Regions from separate parts of the Homo sapiens genome. Here region 1 is linked to region 2. The links are chromatin loops, found by intact Hi-C in ENCODE. Cell type or tissue: body of pancreas. All regions are shown on one strand.

Region 1 (2,500 bases), 55 kb after region 2:
CTCATAAGAAGATTCCTAAATATTGTGAGCCTATTGCTTGAACATTAAAAATATATAATAAAAATGCATTTATCTAAGCAAACTGCATTATTAATCAGCATCATTTTGTTTACTAATTTTTAACCTACTTCAGAAGCCATATAAAGAGTTCTTCAAGAAAATAAATCCTTAAGCTTTAAAGTTTTTATTCTACCACTAAGCAATGACAATCGATTTAACTTTTGTCACTTAAAAATACTGTAAACTTACTTACTTTATGTTCTAAATGTTGTCTATCTTCAGTAAGTGGATAGAAAGTATGTACCATTCTGTTTTGAGTTTGGGTTTTGGGATAGGGACCTGAGTTTAAATCTTGGTTCTGCCCTTTGTTAGTTTCATGTCTTTGAGCAGATCTTGCAATCTCCCAAATCTGCTCTTTCTCCACGTATAAAAGACATGAGCAAATAGCTCGTGACGTTTGTACCAAGGATTAAATGAGGGTTGTTTTGTGAAAAATGTGGCATGAGCGGTCTTCATCTCCACTGAGCAGAGTCTGTGTGTTCACGGCACTTTTGGATCTTTGGTTTTAGATGACGAAATAAGGCATGCACCCATGTTTATGGGTTTGGATTATTGCATAAAGTGAATATGTGTGCATGCAAATTTCTAGATTTTATGACATCTTTCTTGGAGCACGGTGACAAATTTGGAATCATAAAGCTATTAAAGTTTTCTGTTCCATGGCATATAAGGGGTTACTCTGGGCTTGACAGGAAAAGGCACCTGAGGTCCCTAGTTAGAGACTTATCCAAAGCTGACTCCAGGATAGACCAAGTGGCATTTCCAAATGTATTTGTTCAGAATCCTGGCGCCTGGGTCTAGCGGGTGAAATGCTAACCTGGCAGTCAGTAGCTGGTGCTCTTGCATGTTGTCTTGTGGGTTTTTTAAGATCTGGAAATTGAAAGCATGTGATATCAAAAAGAAGCCGCTAATCTCTATAAGCGAAGAGATGTGTTTATTTTTCCTTTGACTCCCAGAACGCTGCCTGCCCCAGAAGCTCTGGTTACACAATTCCTACCTGACAGGTAAAGCTTCGGAAACTTCTGAGACTCACAGAAGCAGCAGAAAAATCAAGTAGACTTGCCTTCCCCCAAGAGTCAGAAAGTTGTATAAACATCTTGGGCTGGGCCGATCCCATAGCCGATGGAACTGGTTTAACCAGGTGCTTCTGCCTGAACGCCAGTCTGGGAGAACAACACTGCCTTTGATCTCAGTGTGGCTTTGGGAACAATCTAGAAAGCTACTGTAGCCTTCAAGTGTTTGTTTTAAATTGCAGTACTTAAAGGTAACCAGGAACTGCATTTAAACCCAAGTACTTGTTTAAACCAGGGAAGTAACTGCACTAGTATGACTTCTAAGCAATTTATCATCTAGCTACACTTGCTATCCATGTTGTCTGTGAGGAGTTGGAAATGCTTCATTCCCTGAATTTCTGGCTAAAGTCCTGCTCCTTCAGTGGGACAGTATCCCCTTAATATGTCTTGAGGACAAATGTTATTACCTTTAAGTTTCAAAAGTCTGAGGCTCGGGACAAGTTGTCATGGTTATGCAGAAGTTTAATGTAATCCTTACAGGAATGAAGTGGAAAAATCTTTGACTTTGAATGAAGAGATTAACTCAATTCTAGTGGCTGTTCTCCTTATAATTTGGGGCAGGTTATTTAAATTTCCTGTGCATGCATATGTATCATCTGTGTACATGTCTGTGTGTGTGCTTGCTTATTTATTTCACAGTGCTACCACACGTATCTTGGTATATCTTTTTTTTTTTTTTTTTTTTTTGAGACGGAGTCTCGCTCTGTCACCCAGGCTGGAGTGCAGTGGCATGATCTCGGCTCACTGCAAGCTCTTCCTCCTGGGTTCACGCCATTCTCCTGCCTCAGACTCCCGAGTAGCTGGGACTACAGGCGCCCACCACCACGCCCGGCTAATGTTTTCTATTTTTTAGTAGAGACGGGGTTTCACCGTGTTAGCCAGGATGGTCTCAATCTCCTGACCTTGTGATCCACCCGTCTCGGCCTCCCAAAGTGCTGGGATTACAGGTGTGAGCCACCACTCCTGGCCGTATCTTGGTATATCTCACTTTACTGGGTGCTAACTGTTGTCCATGCTACACTGGACATCTCCTGTTTTCTCCTCCAGATCTACTCTCCACCCTTCCCTCCTGCCTTGTGCTCTGGGAGGCTGACTTTCATGGATGGCACTTTTATGGACACCTCTCACTTCTGGTTGCTCTTTGCCAATAGGAGACACACAGAAGAAAGATGTGTAAGCTGAAGGAGGAGAGTGAGATTGAAGCATTTATCTCGCCAGCTTCTGCCCGGTGGGCTTGTCGTGGTTGGCTGAAGCCCTCTACCGAAGGCCACAGCTGTTGTAGACCTGCGTTTTCCATATACTTATTCTTTTTGGGTTCTATGAAAGTTCCAGAAACTTCCATGTCACTTTGACCTTGTAGACCTAGG
Region 2 (2,500 bases):
ACTTGACTAAGACACCAGGTATCTCCAAACTCTTGGGCTGCATCTAAAGTCACATTCTTCTCATTAAAGGCCAGGATTTGATCTAAGAGTAGCATGACATCTCTCCAAGCAAGGTCGAAGGTTTGCCCTAGACCCTTTAGGACATCTATGTACCTATCAGGATCATCTGAAAACTTCCCCAGGTCTGCCTTGATCTGCTTTAAATCAGAGAGGGAGAAGGGGACATGTACCCAGGTTGGGCCAAATTCCCCTCCCCCTACAGCTTGAAGGGGACATAACCAATAGCCCGGGGGTTTGTGGTCCTTTGGAGATTTTTTTGCTTATTTCCTTCTGGGCAGGGGAGATTAGAGGAGGATTATCATTAATAGGAAGGGGAGCTATAGGGAGGCTAGGATATGGGGGTAAGCTGAGAAGTCCTCCTGTGGGATGTAAGTTGTAAGCTTTGCATAGTTGTGTATTCTCCCTCAATGAAAAGAAAGCTTGGACATAAGGTATTTCACTTCATTTGCTTTCCCTCTTACAGAAAAGGTCAAGCTGCTAGATAGTATTGTAATTTATACTTCCCTCAGGTGGCCATTTTTCCCCATCAGAGAGAGAATATTGGGGCCAAGCCATAGTGCAGAAAAAAATGAGCCGCCTCTTTTTCAGGGTTTATGGGTCAAATTGGTCCCAATGGCTTAGGATGCATTTCAAGGGTGAGTCTGTTGATGCCTGAGTGTTTCCCATCTGAAAGACAAAACCGCCTGCAGTTTTGGTTTGTTTTGTTTCTCCCCCTGCCCAAGAACCCGCAACGGTCCCTGGACCCTGCTGATCGGAATAGTTGCGCTCACTGACGCAGCAGCAGAAACAACCCCTGCCCAAGAACCCGCAACGGTCCCTGGACCCTGCTGATTGGAATAGTTGTGCTTAGTGACCCTTACCGACCCTTACCGACGCATTCTCAAAAACCTGTTAAGAGTCCTAAGCATTCTCCTGTTAGTATTGGGACTTTACCCCTGTCCTATAAAGATGTTATGCCCCAAAAATGAAGTGGAGAGCCATACCCTGAGGGAGGGAAGGGATCTCCAGGGTTGGAAGAGTGACACCTTTTGTCCTCACTTATATGAATAGGAAGGATACAATTTCTGAGGCTCCCCATATCCTAGCTTCAGGAATAGCTTTTGTTAGGCCTATTAGTCTGAGGAGGGATCCTAAAGTTCCAGGTAGTCCCCACTACGATGGGGCTTCGGGCAAAAATTATGTCTTTCTGATTGGTGAGCCTGGGTGCCTAAAGAAGGTAACAGTTTATACTAGAAGTCATTTTATAGGAGAAACTAGAAGAGCACCAGAGACAGGTAGCAATTTTTAGAAGCGGGACTAACCTCGGAGAAGAGAGGCGAGAGGAAGTTTGTCTGGCAGGCACTAGGACCCAGGGGGTAAGGGTCAGGATAGATAGGATAGATGGGCAAATCTCGCTTGGGTGACATGCCTTGGAGAGTTCCGCTCATGGCCGCAGGGTCAACCAAGTTGTTGGTACCTGCGGAGCTGCATGGCTTTCCTCTCTGTCGACCCTCGGCTCAGCCCAAAAGTACAGGAAAAGTGGAAGCTGGTTCTAGGCAAACCAACGCTCCCAACTCTGAAGAGTCTGGGGTTGTTAGAGAGCCCTTTCCCAGAAAGCCTGAGACCCGTGTCTTTAGTCCAGTGGCCATGCTAGTCGCTTTTAACTGGCCGACAGGTGCCCGGTATTTAGCCCCCGTTCTAAGGAAAAATAGGACAGAATAGCAAGTGAAAGGGGTCCGATGGCACTCACTGCTTGGTGATAGGTGACAGTCTCACTGCTCAGCGATAGGCGATGGTCTCACTGCTCGGTGATAGTCTCACCACTTGGCGATAGGCGATAGTCCCTTTGTTTAGCAATGGGCAGTTGTCTCACTGCTTGGCGAGTCTCACTGCTTGGCAATAGGCGATAGTCCCATCTGGGTCATCAAAATGTGTCCGGAATTGGTGGGTTCTTGGTCTCACTGACTTCAAGAATGAAGCCACGGACCCTCCCAATGAGTGTTACAGTTCTTAAACGCAGTGTGTCCGGAGTTTGTTCCTTCTGATGTTCGGATGTGTTCGGAGTTTCTTTCTTCTGGTGGGTTCGTGGTCTCGCTGGCTTCAGGAGTGAAGCTGCAGACCTTCGCGGTGAGTGTTACAGCTCAGAAAGGCAGTGTGGACCCAAAGAGTGAGCAGCAGCAAGATTTATTGCAAAGAGCGAAAGAACAAAGCTTCCACAGTGTGGAAGGGGACCTGAGTGGGTTGCCACTGCTGGTTCGGGCAGCCTGCTTTTGTTCCCTTATCTGGCCCCACCCACATCCTGCTGATTGGTCCATTTTACAGAGCGCCGATTGGTCTGTTTTACAGAGAGCTGATTGGTCCGTTTTGACAGGGTGCTGATTGGTGCGTTTACAATCCCTGAGCTAGACACAAAAGTTCTCCATGTCCCCACTAGATTAGCTAGATACAGAGCACTGATTGG

Evidence for each region. Peaks named below come from ENCODE experiments on the same cell type or tissue, not always from the same donor. Only the 100,000 strongest peaks of a DNase experiment are listed, where the experiment ranks them.
Region 1: it touches region 2 in a loop (1.9-fold over the local background); 58 of 110 quality-filtered maps call a loop at or near these places.

What each region holds. Positions count from the first base shown.
Region 1 is chr4:25,298,872-25,301,371 of GRCh38, forward strand. LOC124900685 (a long non-coding RNA gene) reads left to right here. Exons shown (of 2, transcript XR_007058088.1): 2 at 2,285-2,500. Among named protein-coding and RNA genes, the nearest start is that of ZCCHC4, 13 kb to the right of the region's middle. In body of pancreas, a CTCF peak has its summit at 1,157; a DNase peak (open chromatin) is centred at 1,180; H3K27ac peaks cover 1,148 bases.
Region 2 is chr4:25,243,946-25,246,445 of GRCh38, forward strand. All of the region lies in intron 1 of PI4K2B (phosphatidylinositol 4-kinase type 2 beta), which reads left to right. Among named protein-coding and RNA genes, the nearest start is that of PI4K2B, 11 kb to the left of the region's middle. In body of pancreas, no CTCF peak of the experiment used is centred here; no DNase peak of the experiment used is centred here.